Linked DNA regions of Mus musculus: region 1 is linked to region 2. A link is a contact called in ENCODE POLR2A ChIA-PET data. All regions are on one chromosome and are shown on one strand. The core of a region is the stretch at or near the end of the contact, and the rest is flanking DNA. Distances in the headings are between cores, read along the strand shown. Region 1 holds the start of Elmod3 (ELMO/CED-12 domain containing 3). Region 2 holds the start of Kcmf1 (potassium channel modulatory factor 1).

The links. ChIA-PET counts read pairs that join two places held with the same protein, here RNA polymerase II (POLR2A).
Region 1: POLR2A ChIA-PET joins it to region 2 with 11 read pairs in embryonic stem cell. The contact joins the promoter of Elmod3 here to the promoter of Kcmf1 in region 2. POLR2A ChIA-PET finds 5 or more read pairs at or near these places in 2 of 5 experiments (Patski and embryonic stem cell).

What each region holds. Positions count from the first base shown.
Region 1 is chr6:72,596,497-72,603,060 of GRCm38, reverse strand. It overlaps Elmod3 (ELMO/CED-12 domain containing 3), which reads left to right and starts at 4,648. Exons shown (of 12, transcript NM_001253692.1): 1 at 4,648-4,739. It overlaps Retsat (retinol saturase (all trans retinol 13,14 reductase)), which reads right to left and starts at 4,459. Exons shown (of 11, transcript NM_026159.5): 1 at 4,265-4,459; 2 at 1,906-2,088; 3 at 1,344-1,585; 4 at 205-406. The coding sequence starts at 4,433.
Region 2 is chr6:72,895,494-72,902,655 of GRCm38, reverse strand. Kcmf1 (potassium channel modulatory factor 1) reads left to right here and starts at 2,677. Exons shown (of 7, transcript NM_019715.2): 1 at 2,677-3,042. The coding sequence starts at 3,027.

The DNA of each region.
Region 1 (6,564 bases), core at 3,399-5,898, 300 kb after region 2:
AGAGAAGAACAAAAGATAACGTTCCATAAAGTAAATAATAAATCATTTTTACCAGAGTCCAACATGGGTCAGACTTCTCAGCCCTGATCCACAAACTCCTGCAGGCCTGGGGCTATTCTAGCCTGTCTCAGTTAGGCAGATGGGAAAGAAAGACCAAAGCTGGGAGAGCAGTAGCCTAGAAAAGCCTGGGCTATAGCCACCCACCGTAAGTGGGGAAGATGTAGCTGAGAACAGCCTGGAGCTCACGGGAAGCCCCAAGCTGCTGCAGGACTTCAGCTAGGCTCTGCGTAGACGCTCGGCAGAATGGAGAGAAACGAGTCAGTAGCCCAAACTTGCTGAGGAGCTGAGTCAAGGGCAATGGGAGGAACTTGAGTAGAACTGCATGAGAGACTCCACGGGCCACCACCTGGGATAAAAAAGGTAAAGTGAGTCTCAGCTCTGGGGTGCTGGAGCCTAGTTACTGCTGCAGCAGTCAGCGCTGACTGCCAGCCCAGCAACACTTACTCAGAATTTTTGGACTTGAAAATTTTTTTTAGGCATGGTGTGTGTGATCAGACTCAGGCCTGTGATCCCAACAGTTGAGATGCTACAGCAGGAGGATTGCCATGAGTTTAAGGGCAACCAGAGCTATACACTGACATAGAAGCCAGGACTATGTAGTAGAGCTGTCTTCCTCACCACAAAACAACAACAAAATGGGTCCTGAGTTTTTCTCATTCTTCGCACTCAAATGAGACTATTTGCTCTTCCATTTCATGCTCCAAAAAGTATTGTTTTTCTTTTATATAGAGAGTTCCAAATATTCCAGTGACCTTGAACTCCTGAACTTCCTGCTTCTGCCTCCCCAATGCTGGGATTACAGGCTACACCATCATATCCAGATGCTAAGGTGCTTGGGATATAATTCAGAGTTGTATGTGCTAAGCCTGAGCCACATCCCCAGCATTCAGATTCCTTCCAAACATCCTGGTCCAGAAAGCAGGTTATGATTTCATATGCTCGGCAGAGGCAGGTGGATCTCTGCTGAGTTCCAGACCAGCCAGGGCAGCATTGTGAGACTCTACCTCAAATACACAAAAGTCTGGCATATCTCAGAGGACATCTAACTTCCTCAAAGCCTGACTTAGCAAGGGTACCATCTAGAGGCCAGTGTGAGGACTGCAGCTGGGGAGCCAAGCAGGGCACAGGCAAACACAAGCTTACACTGGAACCAGGACAGACATGACCATTCCTTCCTGCCTCCCCAACTCAGCCCTCTCCTCCTACCCCACCAGTTTCTTCACTAATGAAAAGGCCAGTCTTGTTGGAAATAAACTAGGGATGCTAATCATGGTGCATACTACCTTAACCAACTCCATGTACTTGTCAATGACAGCTTCTTCCTTGGGGAACTTCTTCTTAAGGCCCTGGATGTATTCTTTCCTCCCACTGTACATGGGGAACTCCTTTCGGCCATTGGGCCCTTCTAGTATCATCAAGTCAAAAGGGGAGGCCATGGGGGCCCAGTCCAGTTGCCCTTCAGTGATCTGGTCCAAGATAAAACGGCCAATGTTGCCCTCCCGCATTCGTCCAATATAATGAATTCCTGTTGGGAGGTGCAAAGGAAAGGAGATATAGAGATAAAAGGGATTGGGCCCTGGAAATATGCCAAGTAAGGAAGAGGTTGTCCTGCTTGGCTATGTTCATGTCCAGAGGGGGGCTGCCCACCCTTTCTATAAGAAACAAATCAGAACATATACCACCCAATGCTTGCCCAGTAACTAGGCCATCGGACAGAAATGGAGGTGCCCAGAGAGAAGTTGAGACCTCCAAACATTAAAATGCCCCCATGTCACTCAATAGTGTGTGTTATTAGCCATCTAAAGACAAGGCCATGCTCCTAACCCTTTCCCACACAAGCCTTACCAGTGTCAAATTCAAGGCCATTTTCCCCAAAGGTATGACAACAGCCGCCCGCCTTGGTATGTTGTTCCAGCACAAGGACTCTCTTGCCAGCTTTAGCTAGAACCGCAGCTGAGGCCAGTCCCCCAATGCCGCTGCCGATCACCACTGCATCCAGCTTCTCTGGTACTCGGCTGACTGAGAAAGCTGTAGAAGGGAGGAGAAGGGTGAGCTTCTCAGACGAGGGCAGGAAAGTCAAGTCAAAGAAGCCGGGGTCCTTCTCTAACGTGTACTCGGTAAGAAGTCTCTACGGCTGCTGGGCATGGTGGTGTACTCCTGTGATGGGAGCACTTGAAAGGTGCATTAGGAGGCCAAGATCATCCCACAGGAGGCCAGCCTGGGCTCGTTAGACCCAGTCTCAAAACAAGAGGGAAGGCAGACCTTTCTTTTAAGGTAGTTTATTTACTCTTGACTAAGATGTCTCAAAACATTCTACCAGGGAATACCTCGGACCAGACAGGCAGGTTAAGCAGTGATGAGTCTTAACCCCTACAGTGTACTTGAGGGATTTGATACCTTTCAAAGGAAGTAGGACTGACTCAGCTAGCTACTGTAGAACAAAACCAGAAAGATGGCAACTGCACAGGGCTGTAACGTCAGTTCTGTGAATGCAAGCGAGGAAAGAAAAGGCAATAAGGCTCAGGGTGGGGGCTGGGGACGCTGGTGGTTCAGGGAACTGGGTTTCTTTGGAAGAAGCAAGGTCTCTGAGTGCCAACGGAGGTGGAGCAGGCAGAGCTGCTCAGAGGCTGCTACTCTGAGAGGTCACAGCACCAGCCTCAGAAAAGGAGGAAGGTTGGTGTGCCGGGAACCTCACAGAACCAAACTGGAATGCACGGTCAACACAAGACCTGGGATTTGTTGTTTTCTCCCAGTCTTTTACTTCCTTTCCTCCTTTATTTACTTACTTTCTTTGATTTTATTGATTCGTGTTTTTTAAGACACACGGTTTCACTACACATGTAGCCCTAACTGGGCTGGAACTCCCTATGTAGAGATCCACCTGTCTTTTCCTCCCCAGCGCTGGGATCACAGGAATGTGCCACTATGTCCAGTAAATCTGCTCATTAAACATCATTGCCCAAGGCCAAGTGTTCACAGCTTTAGTCTCAGCACTCAGGAGGCTGAGGTGGGAGGATCTCAGTGAGTTCAAGGCCAGCCTGGTCTATATAGCAATAGCAAGTTCCAGGACATCTAGAACTATAGAGAGAAACACTGTCTCAAACAACTAAAAACTAAAAAAAATAAAATAAAAAAAAAATCTCCATCCAAGCCATGGTGGCTCACATCTGTAATCCCACCATTTGTAATCTCTTGCTGATGGTGGTTGGAGAATCACTGTGAATTTGAGACACACTTGTCCTGTATAGCAAGTTATAAGCTAGCCTGGGCTACAAGTATGAGACCTGCCTCTCCCCCAATCCACAAACAATAACAATAATAAAATAACTGGGTGTGGTGCCTCTTAGGAAGTAGAGGCACAAGGATCAGGAGTTCAAAGTCAGTCCCCAAAAAATAGTGCAGTTAAGGCTAGCCTAGGCTTGGCTAAAATTTACAAGTCAGAGGCTCCTGGAGGTCAAAGAGGTGATCCTTGTTTGTTTTTTGAAAGTTTTGCATTTGGGGGTTTTGGTTGTTTTGGGGTTTGATGTGTGCATTTAGACAGGGTCTCATTGTGTAGTCCAAACTGGAATTAAATTGTTGCACCACTATGCCCAGCTCCAACACTTCCGTAAAACGTTGAAAGGCAGACATGCTGGTGCATGCTTGTAATCTATCTCATCATGCTGGGGACAGAAGAAGAGGGCTGCTCCGGGTTTGAGCCTGGGCTGCGAAGAGAGTTCAAAGCCAACTCCAGTACAAAAGTGAGACCAGTCTCAAAAACACAAACCTTGGGAGCACTCTACACGTGCTTTAGAGATGGTTCACTGGAGAGTGGAGTTCTTATCCCTAGCCAGTACTGAAATTCCGAAGTTATTATCAAGCTTCAGTTCTATGAACTGGACTACATTTTGCCTGCAACCCGCTTGTTAGGAAAACTTTCAGTGCTGCTTCCCTGTGCCCCCGAGCATGCACAGAAGTATAGGGAAAAGTTGGCTCCAGACCCAAGTAGGGGAAAGGTCTCTTATTCTGTGTAAGCCGTGAGCTGAAAAGATTCCAACTGGCGGGGCTGGAATTTGGCGTGCCAAGGGTAATGCCTGCACCCTTTCAGAAGCAAAGAACACTAAATTATGGAACCTCTGTGTGCAAGAGAAGTTTTCCCAGCACTTTACTAATGGGGAGACATGAGCAGAAGGCCCGAGAGCAGGCCTGAAACCCATCAGTTGACCTTGTTTGAGAACTTTCTTCCTAGCCTCCTTGTCGGTCACCAGGGGTTCAGGCGGTCGCTTGACATCCTCGGCGAAGGGGTTCGGGGAACTTGCAGCGTAAAGGCCCACGTAGACCCTGTGGAGGATCACCAGCAGCAGCACGGCCAGCAGCAGAGCAGTGATCCACATGTTGCTGCCAGGGCTCGGAAGACCGCGTCCTTTCCCCGCTGAGCTCGGCTTTTATAGCTGAGGCCCCGCCCCTCTAGTTCGTCCTTGGAGTAATACCAGACTTGGAGGAGCCGAAGCATTTTGACTCACGCCTGCTCAAAACTGATGAAGATTGTCCATTATGGACCTCCGTATGATCTTTGCAGAGCAGGAGTTCAATTGCCTAATGGGAAATGTAGTTCTAGCGCGAGACAGGCGACACTGCACGGCTGCGCGAAAAGGGGGATGTGGGATCCCCCCCTTACCGGAACGCTGGGGACGCGTCCGGTGAGCAAGGGGTCTGGTGAGGGAGGTGAGGGTGAGGAGGACGATGTCTGGTGGAAATGGTCACCGCGGGACCACAACAAGGATGAAAGTTGCAGGTCTGAGAGAGATCCTGTCTGGGAGGCAGAGAAGACCTGGGTTCTGGTGCCTTTTCCGTGTTGGATTCGCTGGAACCTCGGAGGCAGTTCATTGCTTTCCTCCCCTCTCCTCTTCCAAGCAGTGACAAAGTTTCTGTGCCCACACAGCCTCTGTCTGGGTATCTGAGTTGAGACCTTGTTGAGACCTGCACAGGAGCTCTCCTAAACCTGTGTCAGCCCAGGACTGGCAGCCTCACACCGACGTTATCCCTAGGTGGATTCCCCTAATCGTAACTACTCTATCAGGCTCTCAAAGTGCAAGCCACCTAGGACAAGCCTCAAGAAAGACTAAGTCAAGGATCATCCTGTGTGTTTATTTGCATTTAAGGACGCACCAGCTTCTAAATCAGCTTTTCAGAGAGTTTAAGCTCCAGCAGACAGTCTAGATATCCTACCATCTTAATGTTGCCCTTTGAGGAAAGTAGGTCTGAAATACGTACTTGACTTAAGAGGGATTTGTTTGTATAGGAGGCCCATTTCCTCAGGTACCCACTATCAGGAGGAATGACTTCGTAACTTTGAGTGTTTTGTCCTTGTTTTAGGCCCCAGCGGTGCTCCAGTCCGGTATGTAAAGCAGGTCATGCTTCTATGCTACTTGGTTCGTTTTCCCCACAGTAACAGGAGAGCCTTCCCGAGACTTTGTCAGTCCTACCTGTGACCCTGCCAGGTTATCTGATGTGTGTGTATCTTATGCTGTCATTTAGGCCGAGATGGAAGGAAAGGAAAAGAGAGGTAGATGCTGAGGTTCTGGGGAGGGGGGGGGGGAGCTAGTTCCTGGGGTGTTTCAGGGAGGACGTTACCACCATCCTCTCTAGATCACAGGCAGCCAGGCGTCGAGCCCAAAAGCTGTTTGTTACTGGCAGTCAGTCCTTGGGGAATGTAAATCATAGTCCCCTAGTGGAGGACTGGCTCCGTGGAGGGCCTCCCCACTGACTTAGTCCTCTGAGTCTGTGAAGTATGACTGTCAGTTGTGTGAGAACCATCCACTCTCATTTTCCCCCTCGATATCAGGGGTTGAGCCTCCTTTGCTGCCACTAGGTTACAGTCCCAGCCTTTCCACACTGACTCTCTGGTGTGTGGGTGTGAGCATGCATGCCCATATAGGAACAGAAAGATCAGGGGGACTGTAAATTGCCTGTTCTGTCACTCTGTGCCTTCTACCTTTGAAGTTGGTAGAATTGCTTCTCTGACTGAATGTGGAACTAGGCCCAGCAACCAGCAATCCTTTTAATTCCATCGACCAGAGTGCTAGGGAGCCAAACTCAGGTTTTTACCCTGAAGCAAGCCCTCCTGCCCACTGAGTCATCTTCCCAGCCCCTTGTGTGTGTGTGTGTTTTTTTTTTTTTTTTTTTTTGGTTTTTATCTGGGTGAGCAGAGCGGTGTGTGCCATGGTGCGTGTGTGGAGGTCAGAAGACAATTGCTTCTTTATTTCTACCAGTCTTCTAGGTCCCTCTAGGGACTGAACTTAGGTCATCAAGTTTGCTGGCAAGCACCTCGACCCACTGAGCCATTTCACCTGCCCTTGCTTTGTTTTCTGTTGAGACAGAGTCTTGCTAGGTAGTCTTAACTGACCTGGAACTCTATGTAGATCAGGCTGCCCTCAAATACACAGTGATTCTCCTGCCTCTGCTTCCAGATTTCTAGGAATCTGGGCATACATTCATGCGGGCATACACCACCATGTTGAGGAT
Region 2 (7,162 bases), core at 1,428-3,927:
TCTGCTGCATAGGATTGCTCACGTCATTTGTGTCCAGGTGACTTATTTCATGCTTTAACAGGACTGACAGGACTCTTTTTTTTTTTTAAGATTTATTTATTATTATATGTAAGTACACTGTAGCTGTCTTCAGACACTCCAGAAGAGGGCGCCAGATCTTGTTACGGGTGGTTGTGAGCCACCATGTGGTTGCTGGGAATTGAACTCAGGGTTCGGAAGAGCAGTCAGTGCTCTTAACCGCTGAGCCATCTCTCTGGCCCTTCTCTTGGACACTTGCCCTAATCTTTTTTTTTTTTTTTTTTTTTTTTTGTCTTTTTGAGGCAGGGTCTCCCAGTGTAGCTCTGCTGACTGTCCTGGAACACTCCATGGAGACCAGGCTGGGAGCTATGCCTGCCTCTGCATCCCATGTGCTGGAACTAAAGGATGTGTGCCACTACGCCTGGCTCATTTCCCCCTAATCTTAAAACCTTAAAGAAGTACAGAAAAACACAAAAAGGTGCAGCTATTGTCTGCTGATCTACTGATGGTATTTAAATCTCATTAGGATTTATCTGACTGTTGTTTTAAGGACTAGAACTGGGCCATCTATGGAACACAGTAAGTTTGGTAAAGATACCTGTGACTTTCAACTGGACATGGGGGAAACCAAGGAGGCATGGGAAGGAGATCTAGGGCAGGAAGAGCTGGAGATTCACGGCTAAGCTGGGATACTAACAATGAAATCACTGTCAAAAAAACATGGTAGTCCCTTGGAGGTCAGACCAAGCTATGTTTCCTCCCATGAACAAGACTAGCTAACCCTACCGGGCAGTGGTAACACAGGCCTTTAAACCCAGCACTTGGGAGGCAGAGGCAGGTGAAAAAAAAAAAAAAACTAGCTAACCCTTCAATACAGTAAGACTTGTTTTTAATGTTTCTTCCCCTAGCATCATGCCTGTACACAACCCTGAGTGACTTTTCCGTAGACTTGGGACTTGGGGCACACTTCACCTCACAGCTCCAGCCCCTTCTTCCTCCTCAATAGTCTCCTTTCTATTTTCACCCAGTTTTTTCCATACTTACTGGTATTCCTTTCTGGAAGTGTTGCTTTTGTTGGCTACTCTAAATGCTCCAGCATTTTTACAGAACTGCTTACAAACTTTGATACAAATTTATAAAAAACCATTATTCACCACCTGTGTATGCGTTAAGAGCTGCTAGCCTGACTTTCACAGCTCAAGTTCAGGGAACTGGCTTACACCCAGGATCACTTGCCAATAATAAAATGTGTAGGGTTGTCAGAAAGGACCCACTAACCAGGATGTCGATCAGGCTAACTACAAACCCTGCTCTCCCTTTGTAAGCCCTACTAGGCATAGTCTTCCTCAGGCCGGTCTGTAGTGTGCGGAATTCCACACCCGAAACAGAAATATTTGTTATCTAGTCCTCATTTAAACCCAAATTAGGTGGGGGTGTGGTGGAAGATGCCTTTCGTTCCAGCCCCTGGGAGATGGGAAGGTCAGAATCAGCTACTTGAGCAATTCAAGGACTGCCTCGGGCTATCTGAGGTCATGCCTCAAAACCACCCCCAATTTAATTACAGCTAGTTTCTTGGGTAGACAGGGATGACCTACTATGTAGTCTCTCGGATTAAGCCTTTTAGTATTTTCAAAACCAGACATATCTTAAATCATATTCAATAAAATATTGTAACAAATAGGGTCCTTCCTTTGCTACTCTACACGTCGAATCTTGGTACTGTATCTCTCCTGCATCTATTGATATGCTTGCCCTTTTTGAAAGTCACAGAAGCTAAGGCAACCAACGCTTTGTCCAGGTCCCACAGTCGGTGGAGGGTGGGCAAATTAGGAAAATCGCCAAAGCAAGCAGTACCTTGGACCCTAGTTTCAGTAAACTTAGCTGGGAACTTTGTCCAATCTCGAGACTACCAAGGCAAAATTAACCACCCAAAGCGAACCAATTTAGAGCGAAGGCTCAGCAAGGTTAAGTCACTTGTTCAAGGTTACACCGAGCATATCAGAACCAGAATCCCAGGGCTGAACACGTCTTAACTCCAGGGCGCGATCTGTTCTACCTGCGCCACGCCACCACTGACACGTGGTCAGGGGTAGTCTCAAGTGTTTGTCGAGTTAGCAATGCCTGAAGAGAAAGTAGCCTGTAAGGAGCCTGGGTGGAGGGAAAGACCTGCACACACAGCCGGAAGCAAAGTACCCCCGAAGCCCACCAAGTTTTTCCCGCAGCGCATTCGAGCGGGCGGCCGAGCCGGCTCGCTAGGCCTCGGCCTCCCCCTGGGTCTGGGGACCCGCGAGCCCCGGAGGCCCGACTGCCATTCCCTTCTGGGTCCCCGGCTTTCAAAGCAGCACACAAACACACACACGTCCCCGGGACGTCTGCGATGGCCCGGCCGCCGCGCGCCCAGGCGCTGGGGAGCCACGTCGGGGGCGTTTCGCGTCCTCGTCCTCCCCACGCGCAGCGTGGCGGGCCGCGGCTGGGCTCGGGTGCCTGCGGGACCGCGGCAGGACCGCCGCCAAGCACGGTCGCCCGCCGGCCGCGGGGCCTCAGGGCGGCGAGAGGCGGGGCGGGCGTGCGGGCGGAAGGAGGCGGAAGAGGAGGAAGAGGAGGAGGAGGAGGCGGCGGCCGGAGCCGGGAGACGGACGGGCGGGGGGCGGGCCGGGGGAGGGGACGAGCGGGATTTGCGGACGCCGCGCCGCTGCCGGGAGCCGGCGGGGGCCCGAGAGTGACCGAGTCACGGCGGGCGCCGGCGGAGCCGCGGCCGCGTCGGACCCGCCTCCTGGAGGAGCTCAGCCCCGGCCAGGCCCGGCCCCATTCCCGCCCCGCGCCGCCTCCCCGCCGCCGCCGCCGCCGCCGCCGCGGGAGCGCTCCCCTGCCCACCCCGCCCCCGCGGCCGAGCCCGGGAGTCGAGTGGGAGTCGGCCGGCCGGGCGCGGGCAGCGCCGGGAGCCCGCGGTGGGGGCACACTGCAGCCGGGAGCCCGGGAGGGGCCGCGCCGCCAGCGTCTGAACTAGGATGTCCCGACATGAAGGTGAGAGCCGAGCCCCCGCCCCCACCGCTTGGGCCTCGGCCTACCCCGCCCGAAGTCCGGGCGCCGCCGAGGGCAGCGGGGCACCGGCGGGGACGCGGGCCGGGCCCGAGTCGCGGGGCTGGGGAACCCGAGGCCACCGCGGCCCGAAGAGCGAGCGGGAGCGGCGGCCGCAACCGTGGCTTGCGGCCGCGGCCCTGAGCTGGGCCTGGAGCCGGAGGCGGGGCGGCCGGGCGGCCGGAGGCTTTGCACTGTCATGGGGCGGGAGAGGGGGAGGGGAAGCGGCGGGGCCCGTTACCGGCGGGAGCCTGGCCCTCGGGACACATACCGGACGCCGAGGCCCGGCCGGCCCGCCCGGGGGAACCGCGGGGCCCCGGCGCGGCCTAGCTGCGGCGGCTCCCGGAAGAGCCGGGCGCCGTGGCCGAGCCGGGTCTCGGGCGTGCGGCCGCGACAAGGGGGAGCGGGGTCCGGGCCCCGCGGGCGCGTCCGGTCTCTGGGAGACCGCGGGCGAGCGACGGCCCCGCCTGAGGGCCGCGGCCGTGCGGGCGGGAAGACGCCGCGGCTCGGGCTCGGGCAGCCCTCTGTGACTGGAGCTCGCCCGGCCTCGCGGTAGGCCTCTGCGCGTCCCTGGGCTCGGGTAAGCCAAGTTCCCGGGGCGGATCCAGCCCGGCCGCGGTGAGCAAACTCCCTGCTCCGTCACCTCGCCGGAGCGGAACTTGCTCCCGGCCGGTCCCGGGCCCTCACCCGCGTGCGCTGCCCACCGAAGCAGGCTTCCAGTCGGGGGGCGTTTGGACTTCCGCGGTGCCCTGTGGAAACACGCTGGGGTTCTGTGGTTAAGAATCAGACCACTCGCGTCCCAGCCCCACGGCACAAAGGCACAAGTGTTTTCAGGCCGATGGATGGGCGATGAACTGGCGAAAAAATAAGTTAACTTGAATTTACTACCATATGGTTTAGGAAGGGGGGAGGGGGCTATGTTCTCTTTGTTTCACTACAGCAGGTTTTACCTTTAAAAGTAGTCACCGACTTAGTGAAAAGTTTATTTCGGTACGGTTAATGGAAGATTGTATAAGTGACCTGAAAATAATTGAGTCCCTAAGATTTTCCAAATCCTGTATAGGTGTTTTGGAAGTGAAGAAAGTTTGAGGAGGCAGTTTATCGCCGAGGGAAGGGCATTCTTAGGGAAGTACAGACCTTGGCTTTTCTAAGGTGACAAACTCAGATCAATTAACATACATTTAGTGAAAGTTTCGGAATTTGCATTTCTAAAGGCAAGATTGTGATTGACTCTGATCATTTTATGTTTGGAGAGTTTTTATTTAAAAAAAAAAACCTAATGATAGGGAAGAGCATGGGGCATTTTTGATTACTAACTGTTAATGTGTTGGTCACTTTGAAATAAATAGCAGGGTACTTAATTTAGCCTCAGTCAGATGAAAAGAAATATTTGGGAACTCACCTGCTAAACCGTTTTATAAGCTTAATGGGAGTGTGTTCCTTATCACCGCACTTGAAAAAAGTCTTCATTAAGGTTGTAGTCAAATTCCATTTGGAGATGGTGAGGTTAATTTTAGATGGCATCAGTTGGTGTATTGACCACCTTCAAGACAAAGTGAAAGTGAGCATGAAGTTCAGGCTCCAACTCAGGAACCAGATTAAAATAACAGAATAGCAATCGCCTTAAAGAAGCAGACGGAATAGTCTTAATGAGCAGTAGCCTGGAAAAAGTACCCTCAGATGGTGTGTTTGAGTAATTAAAATGGCTTAGGTAGGTATAGCATCCTTCAATAAAATATTGTGTGATCTAAGCTCATCATCATTCCCTCTTTAGTCTTGGAAAGGGTACCTTTTAATTACTTGACATCTTGAAACTTTCCAACACCTTTCTTGGCAATTTAATGCCAGATGTTTCCTAAATGGATGTGTTGAAGGTATTGAGCAATGTTTGACAGGTGATTTTATATTTACATAATACATTAATTAAATTTACTATTTTCTTTCTTTATTTTGACACTGTCTCACTAAGTAGCCCTGGCTGGCCTGGAACTCAAGAGTCCTGCCTGCCTGTGCCTCCCCAAACTGTGACAACAGGGGTGTGCTCTCAGACCTTGAACAGGGTTAGAAAGTTTAAGAGTCTAGGTTTTGGCCTAAGTCAAAAGTTTCAGTAATCACATCTGTTCATGAGATTTGTCAATATTTTGCAGTATATTATTTCAGGCAGTAATTATTTTCATCAGGAGGGATTTGACAATCCCAGATTTTCTGCTTACCTTTCTCTTTGGGCCAGCTAATCCTGTTTACTTCATCTTTGCTTTTGACACAGGATCATGGTGCCCATTCCTGGCTGGTCTGATCTCACTGCACAGGAGAGACTGGCTTCACACTTTCAGCCCTCCCCCAACCCCCCACCCCCCCCCCCCCCCATGTATCCAGTCTTCCTGTATCTGCTTCCCTCCTGAGCCTCTCCTAGCACAACACTTTTTAGTGGTCTGGTTTTTTAGCTCTTTTAATCATCTATCCTCCACATTCTCTGCAGTTGTTTTCCTCGGGAGTCTGACCCAGAACTGGATGTTGGAGTCTAATTCTGGGCAGAGCTGTACAGCCTGTAATGTTCTTGCCTAGGTCTTGCTTTCCAGCCTCATGTGTACAAGTAACTTGTTACTTTGTCTTCTCCCAACTCTAACCAATTGCTCTGTAGTATACAGATGATGTGACTTTGGACCACACAGCCCCAAGATGAACACCTGTCAAGATCAAGCACTGGACTACTCTGAGAAACACCAGTGCAGCCAAGGGCACAGAGAAGGCTCTAGGCCAGGCTTAGCGTACTTTCTCTAAAGTAGAGGGCCAAGCAGAAAACATAGGCTTAGCCAACTATATCTGTCACTACCACAGTTGTCATAGGAAAGCCAGCTAATCAAGTGGTTATGGCTGTGTTCCACTTAAAACTTTTTTTATGGACCCTGATATTTGAATTTCATAAAATTTTCATGTGTCATGAAATATGGTTCCTTGAAATCTTGCCACCACCACCATTTAAAAATGTAAAAGCCATTTTTAGCTGGTGAGGCCCATCAAGAACTGGTGGAGGCCAAAATTGATCCAAGCTCTGTAGTTGTCTGACCTATTGGAGCTGTAGAGCTGGGGGTCCTGCAGCTGGTGGGAGACCAGAAAGGGCCCAGACCCTTGGTGTATCTGTTTCTGCTGGGTCCTGAGCAAGTACAGGGACTGACTGACCAACTCCTGCCCCTTAGGAGCAGAAGGGTTGGTGAATAACACCCACCTTTTCAGGTAGGTGTTAGTGGAGTGGCGGGTCTCCACAACAGTGAAATTCCTGTTGCTATATGACTTGACTGGGGAGAATTCCAAGGCCTCTTTTTCACCTCATTTTGAAATGTTCTTGCCATGTTAGCAAACATTTCTTAGGTACTAGCACCAAGTCACTCTGTGTGGTCAACAGTTGATACTGTCAACAGTATCTAGTTTTCTGTCTTACACCAAACCCAGTCATTTTCTGTTTTCTAGGTTTTTTTTTTAAACTGTCTCTGGCTAGGACTATAGCTCAGTTGTGGAACACATGTGTTGTTCTGCTTGTTATTTTTGAGACAGGGTCATAGGTTTCTGGCTGGTCTTGAAGTTTTTGTGACCAAGAGTGACCTTGAGGTTTTCTTCCTTCAACTTCCCAGCTAACAGGCACGTAGCACCATGTCTGGTTTATGTAGTGTTGGACTTGAACCCAGAGCTTCATACATGCTGGGTAAGCACTTTACAGCCAAGCTGCATCCCTGGCCTTGCAGTACGTGGTTAACCTGCAGCGTAAGCTTTGAGTTTATTTTTCAGCACCAAAGGAAAATAAAAGGAAGCATGTGTGGTGTCACCTAATATTAGTTGTAGCCACTCTTAGAGTAAGACAGGAGGATCCTTTGAACCTAGGAATTCACTGCCATCCTAGTTGTACTTCTCTGTCAAAAGACAGCACTTAAGTTCAAGAAACAGCACTTCAAGTTCATGTCTATGCTGCTAGCACCCTTGTCAGGAGGTTGAAGCAAAATCTTGTACCACAAAAAAAAAAAAAAAATCTTAACATGTTTTGGTAAACAACATATTTAAAATGTATGCGATT